Regions from separate parts of the Mus musculus genome. Here region 1 is linked to region 2. The links are chromatin loops, found by intact Hi-C in ENCODE. Cell type or tissue: left cerebral cortex. All regions are shown on one strand. Each heading gives the region's core, and the rest is flanking DNA. Links, peaks and the distances in the headings are about the cores only.

Region 1 (8,347 bases), core at 30-8,029, 67 kb after region 2:
AAGATTTGTATCTTTATTTTCTATTACAGGATATCAGTTATGCATTTGAGACTCTACTTTCTATACTTCTCATCGTTGTATAAAATCTTTACAAATTTCAGGTGCCAAACACCCAAAGAATTTGCAAGCACGCATGCACAATTTGCATACACACATGCAATTTACATTGTTGCCATAAGGTAATTAGCAATTGGTTACAGTTTGCTGCTAATGAGGTCAAGGTTACAGATTTACTGTTCCACTGAGTCTGTCTTTTGGCTCAGATCCATTGCTTCTGTTTGTCCCTGGACCCCTGGGCTGCTGTTCGTTACAGGAATGGCCTATGTAGGAGGAGACATGTATTTTGTTGCCAAACTTTAGTATAGTAGTCAAGGCTCAGCATTTTTCTGACAAGTGTCAGATGTGGAATGTACTCTATCTTTACATTGTTATCCCCATTTTAGAGATGTGTAAACAGTGGTATCTTATAAATCATTTACATAGTCACACAGCTGCAAAGAAATTTATTTTCCATCAAGAACACAATAAGACTTGTGAATATTGACTTTTCAAATTAGTATAAAAGAATATTTTTTAAAAATTAGAAACTATTCTCGACTCTAGCCTCCTTTTATCCCTTTGATCACCTTTGAAATTCAGTATGCTCTATTTCAAATGCAGTCTAAAAATATACACTAGCTTCTCTCTGGTGATCCTACTTCGAAATACCAAGGATATTTTCAGAGAAAAGTATGGCTTCTCCATATTTCAATAAACACTGCAGTTATTCAGATACGACTCTACCTTAAGAATGAACTATGTTGTTTTTCAAAATCCATCTTCACATCAAAATAGTTGGCTTGCAACTCCAGTTTTGATTTGTTCTATCATATACCGTAAAATGTGAAGCTATCTGATCAAGCTATTACTCAGGTTAACCTTTCAATCATGCTTCCAAACAGCTTCCTCCTTCCAAAAGATAAAGCTCCGTTTAAGGCAGCCATACTCATGGCACTTCTATTTACACGAGAAGTATTTCCAGCATAAAAATCTATAGCGCTTTATTTGATTAATCCAAGAAGGCCAAAGCAGATTCCGAGGTGCTGTGTACTTACTGCTCGTAACTAATTCCAGGGGGGTTAGAAATGAGCAGAGTACCCACAGGTTGTTAGTTTTCCAATTCCACAGCACATAATCATCCAAACTACAATCCAATTCACTCAGCCTAGATGTTTTGAAAGAGTATCTCAGTTCTATTTAAATTTATGGAAAAATTGAGGGGTCCTGAGTTATGCCCCTAGATATACTAAGACTGGAAAAAGAAAATAAAGATAAGCATTGCTGCTCTGGTTTCTTTACAAAACATCAGACAAGAGTTGTCCTGTGAATAATTTTCTCTAGCTACTTCCATTTCCCCAAATGACATTACATGCTATGAAAACTGTAATCATATTTACCCTGTCCTGTGAACACCTCCTGGTCCTTGCCAGAGAATATTCTTTGAGTCATGCATATTTCATATTTGCTTTTCAATGCTTTCTCAGCTTTTGCCACTGGCCCAGGGACCAACATGTGGTTAAGACAACACAGTCATTGAAAAGGTTAGATAGACTTCTTAATGAACAAGTATTGGCCACACAGTACTGTGGTGTGTTTTCACAGGCTTAAGTACATAGAAGGTTGATATGCTGTGAGACCCTCTATGCACACCTAAAATGAATTGTTTGCATTTCATAATAAATAAGTCAATATGAGTGAATAATTCATTCCCATCTCTGCTTCCCTATCATTATTCAGCTCTCAGGTTAATGTCATCACTGAAAGCCCTATCTTGTCTAATAACAAGGCACCTTCCTACCTTTCCCTCTCAACTCCACTTAATAATGAACAGTACAGTGAACATTTGTGTTGAGTTACTTATTCCCTTTCTTTCCAGTTTCACCCAGACACCATGAGCTTTGCCAATCTTTTCCCACAAAGTAGAAAGCAGTGCATACGAGACGAACAGTGATGTCTGTGGAGTGATCAGAGAAGTCAATAAGCAACAACATAAATGTCTGAAAACTATAGTCACTCATGTAATAAGCTGTCCCATCCTTAATCATTGTGATGTGTGGATCTCAGTCACACATATTATGGGCAGAAAGGAGAGAATGGCCATTATTCCAATGGCTGGCCCTAGACAGGAGTTGTTTAGGACAACTCTAAAAAAGGAAATGTAACCTACAGGAAAATAAACTCAAGAAATCAAATGATATGCTGGGTAATATTTATTGAACCCTTCCCCCCAAATGTAATGGAAAAATTGGGAAACAAACACATAGACACATTCAGGACTAACTAGTAAAATGCCAGATACCAAATCTATTGAAGCAATGGAATTACTAACTTCACATAGATTAAATACTATGACAAACAGAAACTGGAAGGTAAATTAAAAATAAAACATGACCTGGCATCATGTCATCTAGAAATGAAAAATTTTGATTCAAACATATTTATGAGGTTAGAATAAGTCTTCTTGGAAAAGTAAAACACCCTTCTAACATTCAGCAAAATAGATTTTAATAGAAACAGGTGTTAATGTGAGTGACAACAGTGACCATTTTATAACAAGAAACTTTCCAACTCCTGAGGACCATGTAGCCATTATAAGCATGCATGCACGTAACAAGGGGTCTCTAAAATATATACGGGAAAAAAAGCAAAGCGCAGAGAGAGATAAGTAAGTCATTAAAATAATGAGAAATTTATCGATCTCACTTTGATAATGAATAAGAGAAACAGGCAGATGATAGAAAAGTTCACACAAGAAACAGATCCAGAGATGTTGTAGTCTTAGTTAGAAAGCTTCATGCTACTATATCAAAGTTACATGGCCCTGCATTGATGAGAAAGAGAGAGAGAGAGAAAGAGAGAGAGAGAAAGAGAGAGAGAGAAAGAGAGAGAGAGAGAGAGAGAGAGAGAGAGAGAGAGACAGAGAGAGACAGAGAGACAAAGAGACAGAGAGAGACAGAGAGAGATAAAGAGAAAGAGAAAGAGAAAGAGAAAGAGAAAGAGAAAGAGAAAGAGAAAGAGAAGGAGAAGGAGAAGGAGAAAGAGAAGGAGAGAGAATTGGAAATTGGAAAACTGATTGATTAGACCCCGTATTATTCAAAATTTTATAAGGTAGCTCGGTACACTGAATGTGAAGGAGAAGTTTCAATTAAACCCAGTCACTTAGCAATTTTTTTTTTTTAATTTGGAGGTTTCCCTCTCTTCTGTGAAAGCTTTTAACGGATTGCCAGTGGCCCGTCCATATTCTAGAGTATAATCTAAGCACAACAATAATAATAATCTCACATTTAAAGAAACAATATAGTTCTCACCTACTATGTGAACACTGCAGGACAGCTAAACAGACATATAGACAGTCTACCATCTCGGGTCCTTTTACTAAACTGAATAAAGGATGTGGCTGCAACTCCATATGGGTAACAACACTAGTATGACATTTTCGACTAGAGGGGAATTTTTTGCTTTATCATGTTTAAGAATTCACAATGGTGCTGTAGGTGATAGTTAACCATTAATATAAATGCTAAAGAAAGAGCACAGTTGAGAAGGGAAGTAGAGAACTGTAGGAAGTGGAGAAGTGTAGGAAGCAGAGAAGTGTAGGAAGTGGAGAAGTGCAGGAAGTGGAGAAGTGTAGGAAGTGGAGAAGTGTAGGAAGAGGAGAAGTGTAGGAAGTGGAGAAGTGCAGGAAGCGGAGAAGTGTAGGAAGTGGAGAAGTGTAGCCAACTATAAGACCCAAAGACCCAGATAGAAATCTTCCGACTATGTTCTTGGAGACATGTGAACTTCCAGCCTTCTCAGCTATTTGTAAAGGAAAGAGGGATAATTTGGAAACACTACACAATTACCAGGAAAACTAAGAAATCTAACACAGGTGCAGGATTTCTTAATCCGAACACTGGAAATTCCACACTGGATAATTATTGCACAATAATGCTTAATGTGAAAATGTCCTGTGTGTTGAGGAATTTACAAACACCATTGAGCTCCACCATGAAAATATTCAATTTAGCAGAACAAACCCTAACAATCAAAAGTTTTCTAGGTAGTGCCTGATGTCTTCTGGGACAAAGTCACTGAAATTGAGAACCAATGGGTTATAGAATGTAATACTATTAGTTAAAAAGTTTCCACTGAGAAAAGAGGGAAAGGGGAAGGGGAGAAACAGCATAAGGACTGAGATAGGAGAGGTCAAATATCTTATTTTCTATCATTTACACAATGTAGATTTAAATCAATATATTATATTGTGTATATGCAATTATATTTATATATGCACTTGCACATATACAAAGGGGACACTTTGGAAGTGGAGGAAGTGGACCAGTGAAAAGCAGGAAAGAGAGGAAAGGGAGGATTGTTTGAGAGTGAATATAAGAAAAGTATAATGGTATATACATATAAAAATGTAATGAAGCCCATTATCTAGTACGCAACATGAAAAAAATTCAAAATGATTATGAGAGTAGACAGGATGAAATTCTCTAGCCAATAGTTTGCGTAGGTATGACATTACACTTTTTTTTTTCCGAGACAGGGTTTCTCTGTGTAGCCCTGGCTGTCCTAGAACTCACTCTGTAGACTAGGCTGGCCTTGAACTCAGAAATTCGCCTGCCTCTGCCTCCCAAGTGCTAGGATTAAAGGATTAAAGCCACCACCACCGGGCTGACATTACATAATCACTGAAGACTAGAGACTGCCATATCCAGGGATCCACCCCATAATCAGCATCCAAACGCTGACACCATTGCATACACTAGCAAGATTTTATCAAAAGGACCCAGATGTAGCTGTCTCTTGTGAGACTATGCCAGGGCCTAGCAAACACAGAAGTGGATGCTCACAGTCAGCTAATGGATGGATCACAGGGCTCCCAGTGGAGGAGCTAGAGAAAGTAGCCAAGGAGCTAAAGGGATCTGCAACCCTATAGGTGGAACAACATTATGAACTAACCAGTACCCTGGAGCTCTTGACTCTAACTGCATATGTATCAAAAGATGGCCTAGTCGGCCATCACTGGAAAGAGAGGCCCATTGGACACGCAAACTTTATATGCCCCAGTATAGGGGAACGCCAGGGCCAAAAAGGGGGAGTGGGTGGGTAGGGTAGTGGGGTGGGTGAGTATGGGGTACTTTTGGTATAGCATTGGAAATATAAATGAGCTAAATACCTAATAAAAAATGGGAATAAAAGGTCATCTTTTTCTATTACCCATGAAAGTATAACCAAACTGTTTGCCTAACCAAACAAGGAAAACTCTCTTAGTTCTTTTCATTATCCTTCTCCTATCCTCCCTCATAAAGTTACTCAGCTAATGGTGATTAGAAGGACATTATAAAATGATAGACTCTTCTGAACCTTTCAATGCAGTTAAAAAGAGAAATAGATTTGAAAAACATTTACCAATTATAAAAATGTTGTTTATTTTTTTCAGAGGTGATGAAATGGCTCAGTCAGTAATGTACTTGTCATAGCATTAAGACTGGAATTTCCATTCTGAAAATCCATGTACAAAAGCTGAGCCCAGTAGCAAGGAGTTCTCTATAAACCCACTGCTTTTTTCAAGATAGCATGCTACCAGGAGCTTGTTTGGCTAAATTGTTGAGCTCCTATTTCAATAAGCGACCCAGTTTCAAAAGAAAGAAAGAAAGTAGAGAAAACATACTGAAGAAGATATCCAGTTTTGTTTTGCCTTCAAAAAGAATTTGCCAGAAAATTTATTTAGTACAATATAACCTTCCTAAAATATATACATATACAGATTTAAATTAATTAAAATGGAATTACCCTATATCATGGCAGCAACTACCCTACAAAGTACTACAAACTAACAAAGAAAAAGCCCAGAGTCTGGAATAGATTTGAGAAACATTTTTGTAGTTGGCTAGTGAAATATCAAAGAACTGAAACAATATAGGTTATTACTATTGATCAGGTTACACACCATATCTTTACTGTAAAACCCTATAACTGAAGACATCATATACTCAAGTTATAAAATATGGGAGTATTAAGCTGGTACTCACCTAGAAACATCAGTTCTCCTATCTAGATTTCATAGTTCTTGAAGCTGCTATGAGCATTACCAATTTTCTTTTTAAAAAGGTAATCTCCAATCTTACCCATCTGTGAGAGGGTTACAGTAATGATCTGCCTGGTTAGACATGCATACTGATCCAAAAGTAACATGGCCATCGTGGGAGTAGGCAAGCACTTTCTCCTTGTAATTAAGGGCCAATCTACATTAAACACAAACCTGGATCCATAGTCATGGCCAAGAATCTATGCCCAGGTATGTCATAAGACCTAGGGGGGAATTTACTACTATTGCCTTGTTATGGAACATAGAATTAAACAAAGTTCTAATAACTTATCACTGTAGCCGTAGTATATTTCTCAACCCTCATCAGAGAAACTTATATTTGCAATAATTGGTAAAGGCCCAGAAAACAAGACACTTAAATGCGACTAAATAGCACACCATCCTCCTATTCACAACAGTAGACAGGCAGAGAGATTATAAGAACCAGAGGAGATGGAGGGCTACAAGTTAACAGTGATTTCAGGAAACATTAGAACAGTTATACGATCACGGTGACTGCAACAGCAGGCATAAGATTTGGGAAAGCTCAAGCCAGACAAAACAGCAACACAAAAAGGGGATCTGAGTACAAAGTCCCATTCCCACTCAAGAAGCTAACTTGAAAATGACAGATCATCAGTTTTAAGAATGTGGCCCCTGCTACTTTAACAGTGATCCAGTGGAAAACCATGCATTAAATTGGCATCCCACATTGGAACTGATGTGTTTGAGAAAGCAAGCAAACAATGACAACGAGAACAGTACACAAAGTTGGATGATTAAAGAATTGGGGGAACATGTCTCTGGGAAGAGTTCAGAAAATAGGGTGAATATGGACAAATAACATGGGATGAAATTATAAAGAGACTAAACGTAAAACTACTGTTTTAAATGCTTTCTTATTTTAAAATAACTAGATACTTTGCAAAATTGCTTAATTATAATCAAATGTCTTAGTCAGGGTTCCTATTCCTGCACAAACATCATGACCAAGAAGCAAGTTGGGGAGGAAAGGGTTAATTCAGCTTATACTTCCATACTGCTGTTCATCACCAAAGGAAGTTATGACTGGAATTCAAGCAGGTCAGGAAGCAGGAGCTGATGCAGAGGCCATGGAGGGATGTTACTTACTGGTTTGCTTAGCCTGCTCTCTAATAGAACCAAGACTACTAGCCCAGAGATGGCATCACCCACAAGGGGCCCTCCACCCCTTCATCACTAATTGAGAAAATAAATGCCTTACAGCTGGATCTCATGGAGGTATTTCCCCAACTGAAGCTCCTTTCTCTGTGATAACTCCAGCCTGTGTCAAGTTGACACACAAAATCAGCCAAGTGACCTAGCCACTTATAAAAATGTTTATTTAGCACACAGATATAGAAGTTTATGATCAAAATTGGGTAGTTTAGTTTGGAGGGCTCTAATGGAGGCATCAGATGGCAAAGTCTGGTAGCCAAGTTTGAAATAAATTGTTGACATCATGAACCAGGAAACAGAGACTAAGAAGTGCTGTAATCTACTTGAAGAGCTGACTCCCTCCCAGTAGGCCCCTCCCCTTAGAGGGTCTATTGCCTCTTACTAATCACACACAGGAAACTAAACCTTTTATGCATTGGCTTTTGAGAGACACAAATTCAAACGATACCTAATATTGTCCATGTCAGCATAGGTCTCATGAAGACTTCTAAACCCATTCTTGTACTATGACTCTTTCATCCAAATTGTAATATTCCCTCTAGAAGGCAGAGGGAGTATCCTGAGACCCAAGAGATCATCATCATACCATGTACCTGAAAGGGAGATTATCAAAGGTTCCTCCCAGCTCCACAACTGCTGTAGAGGATACTGAGCAGCCCAAAACTAAGAGGCAATGTCTCAGATCTGTTCTTTTCCCTGAAGGTATGCAAAGGGTTCTGGAAAATCAGCCTCCTGGAGTCCTCATGGTATTGGGAAGGGCTTTTAAGTGATGTAACTGCATTCAAATCATTCTTGCCACTGAGAGTAACCACTCACCTATACTGCTGAGAGTAACCCCCCACTAGCTACTATGCTGGGCTTCTATGCAGTCATTACTTGGGTATGTCCTGAGTCCCATTTCTGGGTGGAGTAGAAGTTTGTGTTACATCTCTCCAGCAAAAAATCATTCATACAACTGTCATCACCATTGCTGAATTCAAGTAAATGTCTTCAGTCTACCAGGAATCTTTACAAATGGGCTTTATATTAGCAAAT
Region 2 (8,347 bases), core at 289-8,288:
TTTATCACAGAGGGCTACTTAATATTTATACTCTTGATTTTCCTGGAACAATGTCTCATTTACATCAGGCAGGTTTCTGCTTCCTGTATAGCTTAAGATGATCATAAACTGTTGATCCTCTTGCCTCCACCTCCCAATTGCTCGGAACCATCAGACCCTGTTTCTGTGGTGCTGGGGACTGAACCAAGGGCTTTGTGCACAGTAGGTCAACATTCTACCAACTTCTTGGGAATGAGTTCATTGATTCAAAATAAGGAAATCATGCTATCAGAAATTGGACTGGACTGATTTTCAGTGTGTGACTTTAGATACTGCAGGGTACCCTGGATAATATTAAGGACTGCATAGGTGTGCAAGATTATTTATATTATGTTTCTGAAATTGAACAGTCTAAAATTATTCCAAAGTTGGCAACATAAAAATTGTTGGTGGGGCATTTTTTTCATTCTTTTCTTATCACTTTAAGTGTTACTGATATACTGATGTCTGAAATGATGTTTTATGTGACATTCTTAGGCACTATTATTATTTCTATTATTATTAATTATTATTTGAGTGTATCCATACTATGGTGTACCTGGGGCAGACAGTTTTAGAGAGTCAGTTCTCTCCTTTTATTTTAATGTAGATTCCAAAGATATAGTTCAAGCCCCTTTTGCCACTGGGCCTTTTCACTGGTTCTTAATTGTGACTGTATATATAATAATCCATAATGTAGGTGCCCAGAAATTATAGTAACATCTAATGATGATATCAGCTGTTTTTCACATACAAGATATAGTATTTGAGTTGCAACCTGATTACATATTTAGGTTACTTTAGCTTAATGTACAGGTTGATGGAACCTGAGTTTCAGAATAGAGATGAAAAATGACAGATAGGCTAGAGTACAAACTATGTTTGTGCATAGCCACACGGGATATTTTCACAATGGACTAGAAAATCAAAATACATGAGAGAACTGCTATTCTGCCACATGACAGTCCTGATTTAGAAATTTGGGTTTCTAAATAAAAGAATGAAAATGAAGAGGGAAATAGAAGAAGACAAAGAAAATGTAATAAAGACAGCCTCTGATCTCCTGATAATTAGTGCTGTTTATAGCTACTGCTTTCACCCTCTAGGGAGAAAAACACTTCTTGATGATGCTCAACTGTTCCCACACAGGTGTGAGGAGACTGAAACATGCTTCTGAGTGTATGTTTACTATTTTCTCACTAAAGTGAAATTATTCAATATTCTTAATAAAAATAATATTTACATCTCGGAACCACTAATAGCTATTTTATAAATAGTGGAGATAATTTGTTCAAGAAACCTATATCCCTTTGGAATCCTACAGTCAACATTTTAAGTTGCATAAATAATTTTACTAGTATAATATTTTTTGCAACATTTGCAGTTCTTTTTGAAAGCTTTAGTCTTAATAGTCAAGAAAACCGAGGCCAGATTGTTAAAATATTCAGCTACCGTAGCAACGCAGCAGCCATCTGGAAGGATTTTCTAACAGTCAGCAACTCAGGGTTAGAAGCGGCTAATAATTATGTATGTGTGGTTCAAGTGTGTGTTTGTGTGTGTGTCTGTGTGTGTGTGTGTGTGTGCTAGAGAGGCACCAGGGGCAAGGGAAAATATCTCCATCAAAAGATGCAGGAAAAATTATAGACAAGTGTCAATTGATGTCTAAAATTATAGTGCGATCTTTCAAATTTCCCTAAATGTCTTTTTGAATAACTTATTGTCAGAGGAATATATTATTATCGATAGATGTTGATGTTAATATCTAACATTGTATTCTGTTCTAAAAAGATTTGCGTTGTTGATCCTAACAAAACAAATTCCTCCCTTTTAATTTTCCTGTTCTTTCCTTAACTAAGAAAACAGTATAGAAAGGGCTGAGAAATTGTGTTAGTCCAAACAGACTTGACTCAGTCAATTATTGAAACATTTACTTGTGAGTGAAATTTGCCTTTGGAACTCTTTTCTCTTCCACTAATTAAAACAAAAGGCCACCATGGACATGCTTCTGGCACAGAATGAAGCTTTAAAAGAGAACTTTATCTGAATATTAATGGAGACCCTATAGTTCTAGTTCATGAACTGGCAGCCTGGGAGAGACAATCATCCTCCATTGGTAAGCCAACACAGCACTAAGTACAAAGGTCCAAGAGAGTGACTACTGCATTATCTTATTGCCACAGTTACTTCAACCCCAGAGAGAAAGCCTGGTTGTGACTGGATCCTCAGGAAGGAGTCTGTGTCAATCAAATTTACAGCAAGATCAGGCAACCTCAACTCCAGCACTGCAGCCACAGCCTGGATATCTAATTATTGTGAATGCTACTCATGAGAGTAATGCCATCATCACCAAATTAATTCCTTTCTTTCTTTCTTTCTTTCTTTCTTTCTTTCTTCCTTCCTTCCTTCCTTTCTTCCTTCCTTTCTTCTTTCTTTCCTTTTCCTTCCTTCCTTCCTTCCTTCCTTCCTTCCTTCCTTCTTTCTTTTCTTTCCTTTCTTTCTTTCTTTCTTTCTTTCTTTCTTTTTTACATTCCTTATTAGACATTTTCTTTATTTACATTTCAAATGTTATCCCCTTTCATAAAAAAAAATGGCAGAAAATCTCAGTTGATCAAAAGAGTTCAGTTTTTATGGTTAGAAGATGAAAGTAATATATTTGGTACTATTTGATAAAAAGTATTAGTATTTGCACCATGTGGTCTCTTCATACATACTCTAAGTGATGTATTGAGTACCAGGGTACAGAACAAAAAAAAGGCTCGAATGAGGAAAAATGTAAGACGATTCATCTGACTGTGATCACAGACACAGAAACTGAGTGGCAAGATTAGCAAGCACTCCCCACCTCCTTCCAGGGTCCTTGCAGTAATGTTTGATTTCACAAACATGACCTTATTTATGAGCATCATGTGTGCATTATAATAAAAACCATTTCATGCAATAAAACCTTACAGGAGGCTAGGTTTAATGACATTTTAAACTGGCCATGGAGGTGGTGTATGTTTAGAGACTAAGCTGTCTTCTTGACATTTATGCCTTCCATATGGTTTGGGGTGATAAATTACAAGACTGATTAATTAAGTGTAGTGTTACTCAGTGCCCACATTACAACTAAAATTGCAAGCTAATGATCAGCTTTAACACCTGCATTGTTGAAGCAAAGGTCTGTGATGGCATGCACTTGTTTTTTTACTCCGAAGTAGAAACATAAATCCTCATGGAAGGCGTACCTTCTACTGTGACGTGAAAATCATGACTGGCTTTCCCCAACAAATTGTTGGCTGTACAGCGATAATTTCCTCTATCCTGGTAGGAGATGTTTTCTATCTTCAATGTCTTTTCATGAACTTCAATTGTTGCTCTTCCCTCTGGTAATTCACTACCTGGTTTGCTCCACTGGATATGTGGAGTTGGTCTGCAAGAAATATAATTAATGAATAGATAAGTAAATGTCAATTATAAGTAATATCTCATGGTGTACCTATTATCATGCTGAGTTTACATATGCAGGAAGTTTTATCAGCCTTACCAATGGACACATATCAAGTTTGAATAAGCGTGTTTCATCATAAGCTCTTTTAATGGTCTACTCCCTAGGAATCTTTTCCGTTCTGGAAGGAGGCTAAGTCTACGTGAGGGCTGAATCAATGAAGCTGTATGCAAAATGGATAACTGAAGTCCAGAGAAATAATATCACAAGGTATTTGTCAGGTGTGAAATTCTCCCCGTGGTGGTCAGAGAGCAACAGCTCCTTTCCCTGTGCGACTTCCCACACCATGGCACTGCAGCCAGCAGAGGCAGGCAACAATTTCCCCTTGAATCCTAATGAAGCCAATTTTGGCTAGAGTGGCTGAGGAGTGGAGCCAAGTGCGTGGGCTGGGTGGAGGAGCAGCTCTTTCACTTTAGGACAGCTTGGAGTGCCCAGCACAGACCTTGATTTCCTGCTCTGCGGAAAGAGGGAAGGAGACAAGAACCCGGAATCTCCCTAATTCCGGAGCATTTGGGAGATTGCTTCACAAGATCAAAACAAACAAAAGCAATACAAAAGGCAAGGATTACCTTACCACGTGCCTCACAATGAAGGGAAACAGAATCTAGGGCCAACATGTGAGGAAAACCCCCTTCTCATAAAAATGAGAGTGGAAAAGTGACATCCAATGAAAACTGTGACTTCATCGTGTTGCTGATAAGCAACTCTAAGTGGCAGACAACTTATTTTTTCTCCTCCTACAGGATTGGAAAGCACATAATTCTGATATTTACCATATTTCTGGTTTCTAGTCACTACACTGAGAACAATCTCAGGGTGACATGGATTACTGTTATCATTTAATCACTATCAAACCCAATGCTCCCAGAAGGTAAATAAGACTTATCAGATTCAAATTTACATTGTTTTCTTAGTGGGTTCCATAAGAGTCCATCCTTCCTAACGGTATAGTCTTATGCTTGTGGTCAAACTTGCCATTGGTCAGGAAGTATATAATAATTTTTCAAAATGTATTATTATTATATGTTCATGAGTGTTTTGCCTGCATGTATGTACATGCACTACATGCGTGTCTGATGACCTTGGGGCCAGGAGAAGGCATTGGGCGCCCTAGAACTGGAGTTCCAGATGGTAATGAACCACCATGTGGGTACTGGGAATCAAGTCAGGTCATCAACAAGTGATCTTAACCACTGAGCTATCTTATCTGCCCAGCCCCAAGAATTAAATCAATGTCTCAAATTTTTTATTTCAGTTATTTCAAATTACTTGCTCACACTGATAATGAATAAAATAGCTCAGTTATTAGGAAACAATGACATTGGAGGTAAATATAAAGTTCTTTCTTACAAACATTTGCTATTTTTCGGTCAAAGCCAAAGTGGTTAACCTCACAGTTTTCTAACAATCTCCTTTTTGACCAAGCCCAGCACCCGTGCTCAGCAGATATCCTTCGGAAATGGTCACTGCAGTCAGACAGACACATATGGGAGTATATTGATTATCAGTTGAATTCTACAGAGCATGCCACCAAGCAGTGGTGGGATTCTGAATCTCCTACCTGCTTGCCTTTTATACCATCTGTCAAAATGGCCATCTGCCAAGTGACAGGTTGCCCTGGGCCTCTGTTCCTCTCACACAGATTTTCATGAGTCTGTGCTTTAGCAATGCAAGCACCTCAGTTTCCTGAATTTCTTCTTTTATTTCTGTTCTTGAAAAAAATCATTTGTCTATCTCCTCACTTCTTATAAACAAATTAAATTATTTAAATCCGGTGAACATGACATCACAGGTAGGGACAATTTATTCAGCTAGGTTAACAGCTCTTCTATCCTGGACAGCTCTGTTTTGTTTGATTCTGTGCTTTATTTTTAAGGAGTACTTGCTAACAGAGTCTGAACAACGATGGATTGAGGAAACATTGAGCTATTTAATGATTTTTGTCTGTTTTCATAACTTCAAATATTTGTTTCAGTTTTTACGGTGGTAACTTTTCTTCTGATTCTTGGTGAAAGCTGTAGGATCCATAGAAAGCTTCCATCCTTAAGTTCATGATGACTCCGCTTTCATTTCACACAGCGTGAGTGTGAATTATTAAAACAGCACATTCTCACTGTCAATAAGGTGGCAGGGATGCGACTATATTTCTCAACTAATGAGAGTCAAATATCAGTTAACTCTTCACCATTTCCAGGATATCTATAAGCTCCCAGCTTTCCAACATGCATGTGTCTCTGGAAGCTTCCCTCACTTAATTAGTAGTATTAGTGTGTGTGTGTGTGTGTGTGTGTGTGTGTGTGTGTGTGTAAACAGGATTGGGCGTGTTAGTGTGCATATATGTGCATACAAGCACAGGTCAGAGGAGGAAATCTGTGTTTTGTGTTCTGCTCTCTCACTTGGAATTAATCTCATCCCCTCCACATCCCTGCCAACTGCTAGGTGGGTTTGCATCCAATCTGACTTTTTTTTTAATTAGGTATTTTCTTCATTTACATTTCCAATGCTATCCCAAAAGTCCCCCATTCTGTTGGGAAAGGATCTTTACCTATCCTAAATCAGGTAGGGGACTAATATCCAATATATATAAAGAACTCAAGAAGGTGGACTCCAGAAAATCAAATAACCCCATTAAAAAATGGGACTCAGAGCCAAACAAAGAATCCTCACCCGAGGAATACCAAATGGCTGAGAAGCACCTGAAAAAATGTTCAGCATCCTTAATCATCAGGGAAACGCAAATCTAAACAACCCTGAGATTCCATCTCACACAAGTCAGAATGGCTAAGATCAAAAATTCAGGTGACACCAACTTGACTTTTTAAGTGAGTGCTGAGAGCTCAATCTGAAGTCCTCAAGCTTGCACAGAAAGCATTCTTAGCTAGCAGTCCAAATGTCTTTAATATCATTATTTACTTAGGCAAATGGTTAATGTAACCACCTCAGAGCAGATATAAGCAAACTCCTCACTGTTTTCCCTGTTTAAGCTGAAAGGGTGCATTTGGCTAACATAATGCTGATGTGAGTTACTCCTAGAGGAGTTTAAGGTCGGGGGCAGACAGAGATGAATGGGCTTCGTTTTCCATTCAGCTTAGAAAAGCTCTTGTGCTTTTGTGTGAGGTCTGTGGGCTTCTTTTGCACATGGGAATACTTACAGCCAGGGAGTGTCAGGAGGAAACTGAGTTGATGATGTATGTGACAGTATGCTATCACTATAATTAGTAGTTTGTACTTTATTATTCTATAAGTTGTGTGATTTTAAACATCCTTGAGATATATGTGAAGTCCTTTCAAAAACTTTTTCAATAATATTGTTGGAGATTCAACAATGAAGATTCAAAGGAACACTGGAAAGAGTGGATAACCCAACTCAGATCAATTGTGGGGAGCAGAGGGGAGTAATCTCTTCTTCTAACAAAGTATCAGGAACCTTTGTGTTGCAAAGAAGAAGAACTCTTTGTGGATGTCTATTGCCTTTTTCTTATGTGCCTTCCCCAATATTCTAGTCTCTACAAGGCACGTGGGGCCACCTTTATAAGTGGAGGACAATACTGTTCATATGAACAGATGCCAGACACCTCCAGAAATAAATGACAGAATTGGCAGGAAGTGATAGGGAAAGTCTCTAACAGGTTTGACTGACTTGAAGAGTTAAGCTGAACAAAGGATGAGAGAATTTAATGTCCACCACTACAAATCCATGCTGACACCAGGTGGTTAACCATGAGTTACAGAGAGGGCAAGGGTTTGACCTTCTCAGATAAAAAGACAGACCAGGGCTAGAGAGAAGGCTTATCAGGTAAGAGCACATGCTCTTCTGGCAGATGACCATGGTTAATTCTCAGCATCCACATAGTGGCTCCCTACACTCTAAATTTCTATTGCCTCTTCTTGCCTCTGTGAACACTGAACACAGAGAGTGCACAGGCATACCCACAGTCAAAATACATAAAATAAAAATATACCTTATAAAAGCACACATAGACCTCTTTCTCCAGCGAGGCCATGTGACAACATATTGAAATGATTTATCACTGAACAGAGGTGATTTAAGGCTGATAAGCAACCTGGCTGAAAAGAGAAATGGGCAAAGTATCGCAGTTGTACAATAAATAAAATCCTTCCTTTTCCTCCCAATCTAATGTAAAAACAAGTCATTTAGACTTTTCAGTGAACTATGAACAAAGGTGGTTTTTATGTTTTATTTTTACTCTTAATTACTATTTAATACATTTCAGATCCTAGCTGATTAAAGAGACTCCCAATTGCTTACAACATTCACATATCCAATGAATCAACTGGAAGATGGAATGCCTTTCTCCACCGCATTACTGATGCGAGACTCTCAAGTCAGCAGGCATACTTGTAGAAACAATGAATGTGACTAGGGCCCCAGTTACATGAATGTGTAAGTCAGTCAGCAAAGACAAGAATTTTCAAAGATGCTAAAAGGTCAACCCTTAGGGTTCCAGTAGGAGAACTGAGACAGGACTCTGCTGTTGGAGTTGTGAAGTGTCAGTGGACCAGCTTTTGATGTGTGCTTCCCCTAAATCTCATCATCTGGACATTTTCTTTTGCACAAAAATGTATTTTATTTTATAAAAATAAAATAGAGTGTTGGAGTGACGTTTTTATTTACTGTGTAAAGATTGTTTCTGTATTATATTCAATCTGATTTCCGAACCAGCAGAGACTTGATAACAAGCCAAACTTTGGTATTGTTAAGCATCTCTTTTCTTGGGTGTTTTGTAAACACTCCCTCTCTTTCTTTTTGATTGGTAAAATAAAAATATGGTGGCCAATAGCAAAGGCAGGAAGAAGAAGGTGGGACTTCTGAGAGGAGAT

The links. Peaks named below come from ENCODE experiments on the same cell type or tissue, not always from the same donor. Only the 100,000 strongest peaks of a DNase experiment are listed, where the experiment ranks them.
Region 1: a loop joins it to region 2, with 2.2 times the contacts of the local background. A loop is called at or near these places in 2 of 42 quality-filtered maps.

What each region holds. Positions count from the first base shown.
Region 1 is chr6:103,602,769-103,611,115 of GRCm38, reverse strand. All of the region lies in intron 2 of Chl1 (cell adhesion molecule L1-like), which reads right to left. Among named protein-coding and RNA genes, the nearest start is that of Gm24784, 18 kb to the right of the region's middle. In left cerebral cortex, for the core only: no CTCF peak of the experiment used is centred there; no DNase peak of the experiment used is centred there.
Region 2 is chr6:103,670,056-103,678,402 of GRCm38, reverse strand. Chl1 (cell adhesion molecule L1-like) reads right to left here. Exons shown (of 27, transcript NM_007697.2): 9 at 3,246-3,430. Among named protein-coding and RNA genes, the nearest start is that of Gm52915, 18 kb to the left of the region's middle. In left cerebral cortex, for the core only: a CTCF peak has its summit at 3,804 (motif pointing right); DNase peaks (open chromatin) are centred at 1,503, 3,870 and 5,119; H3K27ac peaks cover 680 bases.